Regions from separate parts of the Homo sapiens genome. Here region 2 is linked to region 1. Evidence: chromatin loops called from intact Hi-C (ENCODE). Cell type or tissue: IMR-90. All regions are shown on one strand. Each heading gives the region's core, and the rest is flanking DNA. Links, peaks and the distances in the headings are about the cores only.

The links. Peaks named below come from ENCODE experiments on the same cell type or tissue, not always from the same donor. Only the 100,000 strongest peaks of a DNase experiment are listed, where the experiment ranks them.
Region 2: a loop joins it to region 1, with 2.4 times the contacts of the local background. A loop is called at or near these places in 1 of 110 quality-filtered maps.

What each region holds. Positions count from the first base shown.
Region 1 is chr2:29,623,940-29,631,655 of GRCh38, forward strand. All of the region lies in intron 3 of ALK (ALK receptor tyrosine kinase), which reads right to left. Among named protein-coding and RNA genes, the nearest start is that of ALK, 290 kb to the right of the region's middle. In IMR-90, for the core only: no CTCF peak of the experiment used is centred there; a DNase peak (open chromatin) is centred at 3,662.
Region 2 is chr2:29,519,631-29,527,346 of GRCh38, forward strand. The region is part of intron 4 of ALK (ALK receptor tyrosine kinase); the gene reads right to left. Among named protein-coding and RNA genes, the nearest start is that of ALK, 400 kb to the right of the region's middle. RefSeq lists a silencer at 2,653-2,947. In IMR-90, for the core only: no CTCF peak of the experiment used is centred there; a DNase peak (open chromatin) is centred at 3,831; H3K27ac peaks cover 1,087 bases.

The DNA.
Region 1 (7,716 bases), core at 1,636-6,635:
GAATGAAAATGTTTAAATACTAAGTTACCTGATGCATACACAGACACATGAAGCTGAAACTGTATTTCTGCTCATGTATTTATTTCCTTTGTAATGTGTAACATATGGGATTTGATATTTATACCCTAGCAAGACTCTTCGTAGAAAGGTATCAATTCACTAGTTGAGGAAAAAAATCATTGTCAGACTATGTGTTGATGCCTTTCCTTTGCTCAAACACCAGTCCTGCTCTCGCTGGTGGTAGAAACCCCAAACCAAGTCCTGGGAGACCTTTTGGGTGGAGATGTGTGAGGGAGGCCAGTGTTGCACCTATTTCTGGGGCACAAGGAAAGGGACCTTTAAGTTTTTACCAAGTTAATCTGATTTAGGTCTTTTATAAAAGCAAAACTGACCGTCCAGGATTCCCTGAGCTCTCACACAGAGTATTTCTGTTACAAAGGGAGGTTTCATGTCTGTATATGAGTGAGAAACCCTCTATGGGAAATGAGAGGACACAGCTGGGGAAGGCTCCTCCTACACCTCCGTGTTCAGGTTTGCAGAGGAGCGGGTGGAGCTTGGTTTGGAGGAGCTGTTCCAATGGAGCAAGGTAAGGAAGAACTGCAGGGAAGCCACCACTGTTGCCTAAAACTTAAGACTCACCGAGGCCTGCTGGAGCAGGGGATGGGGGGAGGGAGAGCATCAGGAAGAATAGCTAATGGATGCTGGGCTTAATACTGGGTGATGGGATGATCCGTGCAGCAAACCACCATGGCACACATTTACCTATGTAATAAACCTGCACGTACTGCGCATGCTCCCCTGAACTTAAAATAAAAGTTAAAGTGAAAACAAAAACAAACACATAAAAGTAGGACTCATTCCCTCTGCAATTCCCAAATCCCACGCCAAGGCACTACAAATAAGAGTGTTCCTCTAACTAATACTTACAGGAGGGTGTTCACTGTGGGCAGAGCCTGGTGCTGGGTGAGAATGGGGTTTGCCTCAGCTCTGGAAACCTACACACTAGGTGGGGAGATAAGACTGACAGCTAGGGAAAAGGTAATTGATAATCTCAAACTATGCATGTGGTTCACATTTGCCCACATGAGTGGTATGGACGTGAGTGTGTCAGGTTAGTGTGGGGAGGCAGTCAGAGGGGCACTGTGTCCACACTGGTGGCCGTGGAATGTGTGTGGGATTCAAGGAAGAGCATCTGTAGCTATCCATTATGTTCTAGGTGCTGTGCTAAGCAATTTCACTATGTTGTTATTTCATCCTCACCAACAATCCTATATTTATTTTATTGATCTTACAAATGAGAAAATTAATAAGTAAAGATTACATAGCTAAGGAAGAGACTGCAGTTCAACTTCCAAATTAATTCTGTTTGACTTCAAGACCCATAAGTAGAAGAAAGGAGGAGTGCACACATGCATAGTATTTATGTATATGTGCGCATTTTCCCAAAAGCTTTCCGATAGATTTAAATCAAATGTTACCATTTGCAAAGTTCTTCTTCCCCAGAAGTTTAACTGGATTCTTTCAATAGCCCTGCAAAGTAACAATTACAACTACCTAAATTTCACAAATCAGAAAACTGATAACTAGAATATGACAGAGAACCAAGCAGTAAGTAGTGTAGACATGTGTCCCTTAATGAAGGGGTTGCGTCGGGAGAAATCTGTTGTTAGGCATTTTCATCACTGTGTCAGCATCATACAATGTTCTTATACAAGCCTAGGCGATATGGCCTTCTATACGCCAGGTGTTTGGCTGCAAATACGTGAATCCACTTTTTCCAGCTGTTAATCCCATGCTTGCTGCCCTCACTTACTTATCCAGCTAACCTCTGCCTGCTGCTGGAGGGCCAGGCTCTGGAGATACTGAGAGGAAGTTGACATCACTTGCCTGATGGAGCAGAGGCACCTGAGCTTTGCATGTCATCACCAAGAGGGTGGTGGGTGCCAAGGCAGACATCCACTGAGGTCTTTATGCTTCACCTGGGGAGCCAAGATTGGAAAGGGCTTTGAAGATTCCTAAAGCTGAATCTTAAAACATAGGTTTACCAAGAGAGCAAGATAGATGATGGTATTTTCAGCTCAGGAAACAACCCATGCAAAGGCAAAGAACTGAGAAGCCACACAGGGCTCTAAGAACTACTGATGGTGTGTGTGTGCTATGGACTGAAGGGCTGTGTCCCTCAAATTCAAAGACTGAAGCCCTATACCCTATGTGATGGTATTTGGAGGTGGGACCCTTGGGAGGTAATTAGATTGAGATGTGGTCATGAGAGTAGGGACTTTGATATGACTTGGCTGTGTCCCCACCCAAATGTCATCTTGCATTGTAATAATCCCCACATGTCAAGGGTGGGGCCAGGTGGAGATAATTGAATCATAAGGGTGGTTTCCCCCATATTGTTCTCGTGGTAGTGAATAAGTCTCAAGAGATCTGATGGTTTTATAAACAGGAGCTCCCCTGCACAAGCTCTCTTGCCTGCTGCCATGTAAGACATCCCTTTGCTCCCCTTTGCTCTTCCATCATCTTCTGCCATGATTGTGAGGCTTCCCCAGCCATGTGGAACTGTGAGTCCATTAAACCTCTTTCCTTTATAAATTACCCAGTCTTGGGTATGTTTTTATTAGCAGCATGAGAATAGACTAAAACAGTCTCCATGATGGGATTTGCGTCCTGTAATAAGAGGAAGTGATCAGAACTGGCACTCTCCCCTCCCCATGTGAGGACACAGTGACAAGGTGGCCATATGCAAGCCAGGAAGAGAGCCCTCACCAGGAACCAAATCTGCCAGCACCTTGATCTTGGAGTTCCCAGCTTCTAGAACTGTGAGAAATAAATGTCTGTTGTTAGGCTACCAACCTATGGTATTTTGTCATAGCAGCCTGAGCAGACTGAGACAGTATGCTTTCTCCACTCTAGCTAGATGCAGGCCTCTACCTCTGCAGAGATAGTGCCTGGGGCTCCAGAGGCCTGCAGTGAAAAGAGAGCCCCTCTTGTTCCTTCCCCAGCTGCCAAACATCCCTAAAGCCGGGGCTCCTCCAAACCACCTGAAATCTGCCCACTAGTTATTAGACTTGCTTCTAGGAGCCTGGTTGCAGTTTCCAAAAGAGAAAGATGCCAGTGTTAGGTAATCATGCCCATCATCCCCTAATGCCAGGCACTGCCCTGGCTCTGAAGCCAGGGCTGACGGATGCAAAGAGGCTCTGCTGGGCAAGACACTCTCCGGAAGGCAGACAGCCGCATTTTCTAGACCACCACGGTTCTGTTTTGTAAAAGATTTCTCTCTTGTCCAATTAAAACAGAAAATTCTCTTCTGTTCTCCAGCCCCAGCTGCCCTCTACACAGTACCCAGAGAGGACAACACAATCATTCCATGCATTCAAAAAGCAGGGCTTTTTGCAAGGAAGAGTATTTGCCTGCTCACCACTCCCTCTCCCCAACATAAGGCTCACTGTTGATGCCGCAAATTTCTGCATTAGATGGCTGGTAGCCCATTTCCACTCCCTAATTTCGCATATGAAGATGATTACTGTGTTTATGTTGTGTGAACAGCAGTGGGCCAGGGAATTGAGAAGCATTTGATCCATCCAACTTAAGTCTTATTTCTCACACACGTGTCTCTGGCTGCCTGGCTGCCTAACTGCTGAGACCCCGGCAGGAGACAGGAATGAGGAGGCGTGAGTCATGTCTTGTTTGTTACAACAGGAAGATGTCCCAGGACCTTCTTGAAGGGGAGATGGGGGTGGGAGGATGAATACTTCAAGTTCTATGAATCAAATATGAATTGAACTGTAATCTGGGCTTTAAGTAGATGCCTGCATAATAAGTGTTAAACAATTCATCTTTCTGTCAGGCTGCAGAAAGTAATTTATTCATTACCATTTAAGCAAGAAGAGATCTTGTGTGTTTAAAGAGAGAAAAGTTTAGCGTGCTCCATTCTCAATGGCACTGCAAAGGGCCCAAACTGAAAGAAAATGCTGAAAGGGGAAAGGAATGAAGGAAGCTTCGGAGCATCAAACCTTGATTTGGCTTGGGAAATAACATTAATTCTCTTTCAGCATCCAGTTGAGAAATCAAACAGGCTTAATTTAAGGAGTCTTCAGATGAAGAATTGGTAAATTCAGTAAAGACTGATCTTACTTTATGCATCACAAGCCATCCCCAGCTATGTGTAAAGTTAAAAAGTATGCATTAAGCTATAATCTTTTCCCTTTGACTTTCATTATGATTTCAGATATGTTTGCTTAAAACCCTGAAATACAATAAAAGCACCATTTAGGCCTTTTATGATTCACTGCAAGCATTTTACATTTGTCAACATGCAATCTATGAGCCTTACATCCTCCCACAAAACCACAAGTAAAATTTACAAATTTTCTATATAATCTTAACACATTCAGGATGAATCACATGTGCTCTCTATTAAAACACGCTATATAGCTAATTTTCACTCTACTGCATTTTTTTCTTAACTCCATGGGACTTAAGTGTATAAGCAGCCATAGTAACCAGGAGAATGCTTCAGGGTTGCAGCCAAACTTACGAGCTGGAGGGACCATATGGAGGAGTTTTCTTGGACAGAATTCAGTTGTACCACTTCACAAGTATTATACTCTACTCATTTGTTATTGCATAGCAAACACTCTGTTGTGTTATAAAGAGATGGTGTACAGTTCTATTTTAAAACTTAGCAGAATTCTCTTTAAAATGCTTGAGTCAGAAAATATGTCTGGCTACCTTAACAATTAAAACCAAATCTCTGGCAGAGATGAGATTGCAAAAACTGTTTGCTAAACTAGTTCATGTGTGATCTCAAGCAATTCAATGCAAATGACTTTTAAACTAAGCAGTAAATGAGAAACTATTCAAAGATAGACAACTCTGTAAGAAAAAAAGGAGAGAGCATAATAAAACATTCACATACAGATTTAGCATGTTCAAGACTCAGTGCTCTCGCCACAGAAAATGGAGCACACTCAAAACTGAGAATGACCCCATATATAGGAGCCAGTCATTCTTTCTAAAGTAGAGAAGATGCAGGGAACCAAATTAAAAATGAAACCTAAGACTGCCATGGGAGTGTTGGCAGGCAAAGCTATCTGCTTTCTATGATAAGTTGCAAGTGCTTATTTGAAGAGGAAACATGGCGCTCTGCCTAGTTCTGCATACACAAAGGCAATGGGGTCATATCTAGACCTGAACACCGTTGGAGACTCGCTTTCCTCACACATGTAAGCACATCTGAGTTTTAAGAATCCCACACTCAAACCCAACTGACAGGACCATTGCCTATTAACCAGGATGAAAACAATTTGTCATAATAAATATTTAAACCTTTATTGTATTTTTACAAACTAACTCTGTATATAAATGCTAGAAAACTTGAGACCCTCAGGAAAGAATGGCATAAATGGAAAACTGTTTTCTAACTACAGGTTTCTTCAAGCAGAGGAATATGACAATGAACAGACATACAATGGCCCACAACAGGAGTTTTACTTGTTTGAATCTTTCTTGAGATGGAATATAGAACTTTCCTACATACTGGTCAGAGTTTTCCTCTAGGATTTTTGAAGCTAAAGTTTAGAGGAAAATCTTGAATAATCTTAAATTGCTCTCATAATTCTTTCTGTTACACCTAGCACAGATTCTAAGAAATCATAATCCAAGGCATTTTCTGTCCACTTATTAAGCACTGTCTTTCAACCACAACAATGTTAATACCATCTAACATTACTGAGTAATGTTACTCAGTAATGAGTTGCCAGGCACACTGCAATAAGCCCTTTATATACATGATCTTGGCTAATCCTGACAGCAACCCTCTGAGGTACAGACAGTTATTAGTCTCATTTTACAGGTCAAAGCAGTAAGTCACACTGAGGCAGGTGATAGATCTTTGAGGATTTGAATGCAGGTTGGCCTGACTTCACATTCACAGTTTTAACCATGAAGCCAATTGGAAGTAATACATTCCTAGATCTATAAAATGATGAACATATTCTTGAGGCAGTAGTCTACCCGACAAACAGATTCCATTTTCCTCCCCACCCCTGCCCATAAAAGCAGTTTAATAATAAATAGGAAGATATTATGCTTTAAAGGTATTTCATGTCAGTTGCCTTTCTTCGACACACAATGCAATTAGAGTCTGGGCGGAAATTTGATTGACTGGCCACATGTGCCTTAAAGCATTGGAATAAGCACGGAGGAGGTGAGGTAGAAGGACACTTGATTGGAGAACAACAGTCGTGGATGAATAGGAAGGTGCCCAAAGTAGATCGTGGATATTTCTCCTAGCTTCTGCCAAGCCCATCGTGGAGAAAATAAAAGTTCCTCCTCCTTGCAAAGAAAGAGGAGAGTAAAGAAATAGCTAAAAGGTGACTTTAGTGATTCTCTGGTATTAACAGAGACATCATAGATAAGAAATTTTATTTATTATTTTTTTTCTTACAGGTGATATTAAGCCTAATTACAGGGTCTCTAATTCTAAGCACCAGGGAGTTTTATGGTAGCCTAGGGACTTTTGACATCCAAACTACCATAAATGAGAAGAAAATGTTAAGCTTTTATGGAAAGCAGAGAAGGAAAAGAGAAATGAAATTAAGGTTGGCAATTATTAAGTACCTGAGTGTATTAGGTATTTATAATTTTAATATAATTTTTAAAATATTGTTCTTAAGGGTATCACTAAAATGTTATATAAACCACCAGGTATCAGGAATCTTTCTAGATTAATGCTTTGCTTTCTTAATGAAGAGTTATATTTTCACAGGAAATATATACTAGATTAACCCAGGCTATATTTTGAAATTTTGTTGTCTACGTCTTTGAGGAACTTTGGTATTTACACTGCAAGACTTTTAGCCTAGTTACTTACTGACATCTTTTTTATTCTTGTGGACAAGGCTTATAAACTCCAGCATCACATAAGCCATTGTTCATGAAGATCCATTACTCATCCCTCTCTATATAGATGTATTTAGCTGCGATTTGTATAGCACATGGTGCTTAGGGTTCTTCAAGAAAGGTAGCAATTTAAAAACATATATGTGCAACGTATTCAAATAAAAAAGCAAATTCACAGATCTGTAGATAAAATGACCACGGTGAGACTGTACTAACTGAATCTACACAAACTAAATAAAAATGTAAGTGAATAACACATGTTCATAGTTATATATGCAGCTTTAAGATTTGGGAAAAACTTGGGCATTCATTATGTCATAGATATCGCTCATTTTCATTTGAGAAAATTCCCCATTAATATGCATTATTGAACAAGCGATGATTTGGGCCCCTAGGCTATATCTCATGATGAGGGTGATGCAGATGAAGTAAAACTTTGACAAATGAAAGGAAATCCAGATTTTATCATCACATCAGATTAGAGCTGTAAGCTGTTTCTAAACTCAAAACAGTTCAGATCAATCAGGGGAATCTTGCTGACATGGAGGAGCCTCTGCTTCTGGCTCTACTAATATTTGTGGAACAGTGAGCATGGAAATGGGCTTTAATTCTAGATCCCATCCTGGGACGGGTTGTGCATTCCTGCAGCAGCTGGCAGGGCTGCTGACACAGGACTGGAACAGGAGTTGGAAATCCCAGCTCTGCTACCTACTAGCTGTAGGATCTTAGTGAATTAGTTAACCTCTTTGATTTCATTGCTTGAAATCTCTAAAACTGAAAAAACAGTACCTGCCCTGTGCAATTCAAAAG
Region 2 (7,716 bases), core at 1,471-6,470, 100 kb before region 1:
GTTAAACAAGAAAGTTGATAGACAAGTGAGGCTTTTTAGAAATGGAAGTCATCTGGATCTACTGAGAGGATGAGCCAATGGTCACTAGGAAGCTCCCAGGGCAGGTGACCAGGCCACTGCGAGAAAGGCTGGAAGACTCCAGATAGGGAAATCACTCTGAGGCCTGCAGGTGAACATCCAGCAGACTGCCGATTAGAATTTCATGCAGTCACAGAGAAATTTTAGTCCTAAGACAGAGAAACAAAATCATGGAGGGAATATTTAGGAAACAGTTGGACAGAATGTAATTGGAATTCATCTTAGATTATCTGAAAAGATAAAACACTCAACAGAAGTCAGTGTGGTTAAGTGGTGATGTAAAGACTAGTAAACTAAGGAGAAGGAGGAATTGGGGGAAAATTACTAAGTAGAAGTCCTGACTGGAAGAACAGGAAATATGCAGGAAATAGCTCAGGAAATTAGAGGAACTAAAAGGCACACACGGACAGGGCAATCACCAAGCATGGGAACCACCTCATTTCCAAGACTAACATAGGCCAGCATTTGCTCGGCAGTGTAGGATGGTTAAGGCCACAAATGGAGATAACCCAGGCTGAAGACAGTCCTTCGATTGGAGGTTGAGTAGAAGGAAGTGAGTCGTTATGAAGAACAGAGATGGAATTTTGGTCAAGAGCATTATAGATGCATTCTTAAAACCATGTCGCAAGTTTTCAAAGAGTTTCTGGTCCAATTAATTTGGGAATTTGTTCATTTCATAAGCATTTATTGACTGTGAGACAAGTACTGTGCTAGGCATTGCAGATACAGTGATAAATAATGCCCATCCCTATTCTTGGGGTACCTGGTTGGTGAGGAAGACATGTGAAAGAACAAATGTGGCCCAGGGCTGTGAGAACACTCATAGAGATGTGGAACAGGCAGCAAATGGTGGTGCAATCAGCTCTGCTCACAGAAGGTCTGGGGTCTCAAGAAAGGCTTTGTGGAAAAGGAGCTAAGAGATTCCTTCTTGGAGGAGAAGACCTATTGTTCTTGATGGTCGGGAAGGTGAGGGAAGGCAAAATGGCTTGAACTGGCTTGCTTCACTTGGGGGCAACTGTGGGTAGTTTGATACAAACGAATCATGGGTCCAGAGAAATGGGGTGAGCCAGGCTCAGGAGGGGTGAGGCTTGATCAGTGGCTTTGAGTGCCATACTAATAAACAGCTCAGACTTGATCCTGGGTTTCACAGGGATCCCCTAAAGGATTTGAGGCTGAAGATTAACAGCCCGTGATATTCACTTGTCAGTTCTCTCATCCGGGTCTTCATTTATTCCAACATGGGGCTTCCTGATGGCCAGGAGAAGTCACTGAGATGATCATTCTAGGACTGCAAGGAACGTCCCACAGAATGAACAGCACAATGCAAAATACCAATTTGACTGTGGGTTCTCCTTCACACTCCTTTTGGTGAATTGAAAGCCTGGATCACACAGTGGGGCTAAGAAAAAAGCAGCATGGCCCACAGGTCTTTCCTTAGACTCCCATTATGTGTGCATCATTTGAGCTAAGTTGCCCTATAGGGTGGAGCAAGGTCCTGGATCCTCAGGTAACCTGGTGCCCTCAGGTGAGTGATCTGAAGAAACATCTTCAGCTTCTGGCAATGGTAGGTCTCATGCCCTGGGCTCAGCCTGCTCTCAGTGGCCTCCCCTAGGGACCCTCCCTTTTCTCACCACCACAAGACTTCCCCACTGGCAGGGGGAACACAATCAGTCATTGGAAAGGAGTGGGAACACTCATTCACTGAGCTTACTGATGTAAGATTCTCCCAGGAATAGACATTGCACCAAATCTTTGTGTAGACTTTGTGAAGCCCTTTAAATTCAAAATCCCAAGGCTGCTATGGCTCTTCACTAAGGCTCTGAACCATAAGAGAATGCATTTCTGTAAAAGCAAGGAGTTTAGCCAGGCATATGTGTGTCGTTCCCTAAATAAAACAAAGAGGAAAAGGCAAACTTAGAAACAGGCCAAGTAATGAGAAAGAAGGAGGTTTGCTTTGAGGCTGGGCATGAATGCAGAGGGGAACTGGGCTACTAAGTGGGTCATGGTGTTTCCTCACTCTTGGGCCATCAGCTCCAGTTGCCTGGACAGTTTCCTTATGGCTCAAAGAGCTGGCAATTCCATCACCCGATTCCATCTCCTCAATGCAGACTTGGTTTTTGAAGGTGAAGGCAACTGGGTTGGAATGGAGCTTCAGAAGACAGGAGAGCGGAGGCCAGCCTTTCTGGATAGGCTCTCTATGACCTTCGGCAGTGCCAGACATAAGTCTCAGGACTGCCTGCTCTCTAAAACAGGCCTCTTCTGTGCATCAAAGCCTTATAACTTTGCCATTTATTGCGGACAGGAAGGACTGTATGCACACCATAGAAAAATGCAGCTGGGATTTATAAACAATAAATAATGGTTAATAATGATAAATAAATAAGACTGCATCCTTAATTATCAGCTGGCAATAGGGTAGTTACCATCCATAGAGTGGTGATTGGGAGCAGGGACAGTGGAGCTGGATTAGCTGGGCTCAGATCCAGTCTACTCCTTACAAGCTGTGCAACTCTAGGCAGGTTACTTAACCTCACTGAGCCTCAGCTTCCCCACTGTAAAAGTAGTAGTGCTAGGGCCTCCCTCACCAAGTGGTGGTACACATAATATTAGATGAGCTGACACATGCAAAGCACTTAGAACAATGCTGAGACCAGAGAGTAAGCATCAAGTGATTCTTCCTCTTTCTCTTCCTCATTATCATACAAATTACGGGGAATGAAGGAAGGGACGTGAATTCCTATCTGGGATGCCAGGTCCTGTCCCGTCCCCAGCCAGCAGCCTCATTCTCTCCCTGTCTTTCATGTGTTGGCACTTATGAGTCAACAGGGAGAGGACCCTGGGTCCCTGTTGACTGTAGGGAGAGACAAGCTGGTAACTGAATGGTCACAAGGCTACATGGTCAATGCTATTTGAGAAACCCTAAAAGGGCTTCTCAGAGGAGGGGACATTGCATGTGTAGGGGTTTTTGTAGTGGAAAAGGGGTTAAGGGCAGTCCACAAAGAACCCCCACCCCATCTCCATGGCTACTCTTCTTGCAAAGTGGGGACTGAAGGGACAACAGGCCATTCCTGGAGTCCTGGCTCATCCACTGAAACCCACTTGTGCTGGTGTAAAAAATAGTTGTATGCACAGATTGTCCATATAGGTACTTGGAGTTTTCGTTAGGGAAGAAGATACTACCAGAGAGAAAGTGAAAGCGAGGGGAGAGCCTGCACTCAGAGGGAGGTCTTCTGGGCATTTGCAGCAGGACATTTGCTACAAGAAGAGGTAGTGGTGATTGTGGGGCTTAGGGATGAGGCTTTGCTGTCTGAGGACTGCTTTTGTGGAGAGGGATGGGCTTTCTTGCTACATAAGCCAGTGGCCACAAACACATGAAAGTGAGCACTCAGAGAGCCAGGATAAGGAACCCCGGGCAGGAGGGGGAGGAAGAAACCAAGAGAATCACGTGGCCACAGCTCATCATCTGTGTCCTCAGGCGGTCCTTTGCACACGTGCACTCTCTGTGTGGAATGTCTTCCTCTCATCATCCACCTGACACCCCTTGCCCCTGCAGAGCCAGCTCAAGTGTCCTTCTCAGGGCTAGCTTGCCTGACAGCCACAAGCATTCCCATAGCACCCAATGCACAGCACCCATTACACCCCTTTCCTTATGGCCTCATAACTGTGTCTGTCGTCCAACTCCAAACCTTGTTCTGAGCCCCTGGAAGGCTGAATGAGCTTCCAGAGTCCAACCAGTGCCTGGGACTGAGCATGACTCATAGACATTTGTTGACAGAATGCATACATGAACTATGAGTGAATTTCTTGACACCAGTGTTCTATCACTAAAATTCTTGCACCTATTTTTACCATCTCCCTCCCCACTGGGAAACAGTGAGGCTCAGTAAACACTTCTGAGATGAGAAGTGTCTGTTTCTATGCATTTTGACTTCTCTTTGTATACAATATATATTTATCATTATGGGATTGGCCAAGATGCCATTCTGACAAGCACGGGGTTACAGGTATTCACAGTTCTCTCATCGTCCTGGTGTTCAATCCATCAAACATCCAGGGCAGAGTGAGAAAGCAAAAGCAGCAGCTCAAAAGAGCCTCACTACAAGCCTTCAGCTGTCAAATCTCGAAGGTCAGAACTGGCAGAAGCTGAAGGTTTTTTTTTTTTTTTTTTTTTTTTTTTTTTTTTATGCCCATCAATGAAAGCAATCGTGAGTAAAAGTTGTACCTGCCAGGAAAGGAATTGTCCTTTGTACTTCATGACAACCTTCACAGTTGAGGTGCATTTTGACAGCTGCTTCCTGAGCCCCAGGGAGGGTTGCACATTTATTCCTGGGTGTGGGTGGAGGGCAGGGAGAAAATACTTTTCATCTTTTCATCGATTGGAGACTCTTCTGTGATCTTGAACGGGGCTTTAATTTTTAGACCCAGAGCTTAGGCTTTAGAAGAGGTGCATCCTAGAACTAGCTTCAATTGATATGTTATCCATCCACCTAATATAGAACCCCTACTATGTGCTAGGCAGTGTGCCAGACATTGCTAGCATAAAAAGGTGTGCAACCCAAAGTCTCCATCTTCAAGACTTGTGGGCCAGAATTAGATGACCAAATTTCAGAGGAGTCCTCCTGAGAAGAGCTTTTCCTGACTGGATAAGAACAGCTCTTAGTTTCCTCGGAGCCAGGCGTGACGCCAAGGTTCAACTGCAAGGCTTTCTTGGGAAAACAACACAAGAAAAGAAATGGACCCAGAAGATCTGTTTCCCTGTGTTACCCATGACTATAAGCAAATTATGGAAGCTCTCTGAGATTCGGTTTACTCTTCTATAAAGGAGGTGAATAATATGAATGGTACAGATCATAGTAAAGGTGAAATGAGTTGATAGAGGTTGACTCACTTGGCAAACTGAACATGCACTGTACAGATATTTACCATGAATATTAACAACATAGTATCTGTTTCATGAGAACAAAAAGGAGGGCTGTGGCTCTGTTGTTAACCTGGGACCTAGATGAGAGTCAATATGTGAAGTACAAAGAGAATGGATGGATGGGTGGATGGATGGATCAATGGATGATAGATGGATTAATGGATGAATGGATTGATGGATGGATGGATGGATGGATGAATGGATGGATGGTAGATGGATGAGTGGATGGATGGATGGATGGATGAACGGATGGATGGATGGGTAGATGGATGGATGGATAGGTGGGTAGATGGGATGTATGGATGGATAATGGATAGATGGTTGGTGGATGAATGGATGGATGGATGGTTAGTTAAATGGAAGAATGGGATGGAGCTTCCTTCTGGCTTTAAGAGGTTTGGCTTCTCTAGTCCATCTGTATTCTTCTCATTCCCCTGTGGCTTTGGAAGCCATAGTCCTTCTAGAGACAGAATAACAGATGTGTCAGGAGTATATCCACCTGTGGAGACCAGTGACATTCATGACCTTGGATACCCTCCAGCTACCTCAGCTCAGGGACTATGTAGGCAGGATTAGGCCAGGGTTGGAAACCTTGTCACTAGCCTGTCCACCCATAAGTGGGAGAAAAATGGCTCTCCACCTTAAACACAAGTCCCTCCCAAGTCTTTAAGCTTTCTTTTTTACTTTTCTTCCTAGTGCTTAGTAAATGGTTATATAAAGCTACCCGCTTATGTGATCAACCAATTCAAGCTGAGATGTTAGAGCCATGATTCTTAACTTTTGGTGCACACCCAGAATCCCTGCAGAGCTTTCTAAACATACATATGCTCATGGCCCACTCCAAGACGAGTAAAATCAGAATAGCTCAAGATGAGACTCGGGCCGGGTGCGGTGGCTCATGCCTGTAATCCCAGCACTTTGGGAGGCTGAGGTGGGTGGATCACAAGGTCAGGAGTTTGAGACCAGCCTGGCCAAGATGGTAAAACCCTGTCTCTACTAAAAATACAAAAATTAGCCAGGTGTGGTGGTGGGGGCCTGTAATCCCAGCTACTCAGGAGGCTGAGGCAGGAAAATCACTTGAACCCAGGAGACGGAGGCTGGCAGTGAGCTGAGATCACGCCACTACACTCCAGCCTGGGTGACAAGAGCAAGACTCCATCTCAAAAAAAAAAAAAAAAAAAAAAAAGATGAGACTCAATTGTATGAAGTTTGTAAAATGTGTAGTTCTCACTTGTATTACTAAAGCTTGAGACCTACTATGTTAATCGCTGAAGGTCCAGTTCCTCTTAAGAGGACTAGCATTTTAGTAGTTGCTTCAATATTACTACTTAAAGTGGGGAGGAATATGGTAAATCCAGGTATACTCAATGGGACTGGTACTTTGGGATCTATCTTGGAGAACACAAGTGGTTACTCTGAGAAGGAGGGGTTTAAGTGAAATCTGTAACCCTGGCTCTCTTCCTGCCCACTCTCCCATGACCCTGAGCAGCCTGAGAGGAGAGTGTCCCTTAGACAGACAGCCTGGGAGGCAGGGGGTTAGGCACTATCAGCACCTGCTCTGCTTGTTGATCTAATTTAAACCCACGACAACCCCGTGAGTGGCACAATTACTACCATTTGACAAAGATGAGGCTTGTAGAGATTCTGAGACTTGTCCAAGCTCATATTGTGTGTGAAGAATTTCCTCCAAGAATACTTAGAGCTCAAGTCTCCTGCCCACTGTGTGCTCAGAGAACTTCGAGCTACGTGATTGCTCCTGTAACAAGGTGTCTGAGAAATATCCCCCTGACAAGCCTGGGTGTGAGTTTTAAGGCTTTTAAAAATTACCTTTAGAGCCTTTGAATGGCTCTCTCTTTTTAGTGTAAATCACCTAGACATTAAAGGCCTTATTGTATATTTATTAGTGTGTTATTCAGACCATGGGGGAAAAGAGAGAAGCTGACTCTATGAATGACTTTGAAAGTGAGAAAAAGCTGGGCCTGAAATCATTGTGACACTGCCACTTGAGGGCATCAGTTTCAATAAATGATCACCTTTTTTATTTCTGATCTCATTTATCATGCAGGCAAGATTCGAAGAGAACTTTTGACCATGGAGGCTGAATGCCACAGGCTCTGATTTCCTCAGCTGTCAAGACTTGCCACATTGCACTGGGCTGACTGAAGTTCAACCCAGAGCAGCCTGGGAAAAGCAATCAGGTCCCTTTTCAGAAGCAAATACCTGGTGGCATCTTTCCACAGGTGCCCTGCCCTGAGACCATCTCTCGCTTGGCCTGTCTACTGACAGGAACAGCCAGGGTTCTGTGCATTAGTGGTGAAGGTATCAGTGGGCCAGTAGGGAGGTTCCTCTTTGTCCAGGGAGCAGGAGTCTGGGGTGGGGAGAATTACTTCCTGCTGCCCTAGTCCTGGATGGCATCTGAGGATAGGTTGCTGGCATTGCCAGGACAGAAGAGGGGAGCAGAGGGCAACCAGAGCTTCCACTTTAGAAGGTAAGAAGCTACGGCTGGGCAATACTGTGGTTGTCCATAACCATGCTGCAAATTAGCGGTGGAATCAGGATTGAAACCATACCTCCTGATGGCCACAAATCAATATCTTTTTGAGTTAAATTACCTTGGCACATTTCCTATTAGGATTGCTACTGGTTTTAAAGCTGGGATCTTTGGTCAGAACTGACTGCCTTAAGTAAGCGCGGCAGCTGTGTGGGTACCCAGCATG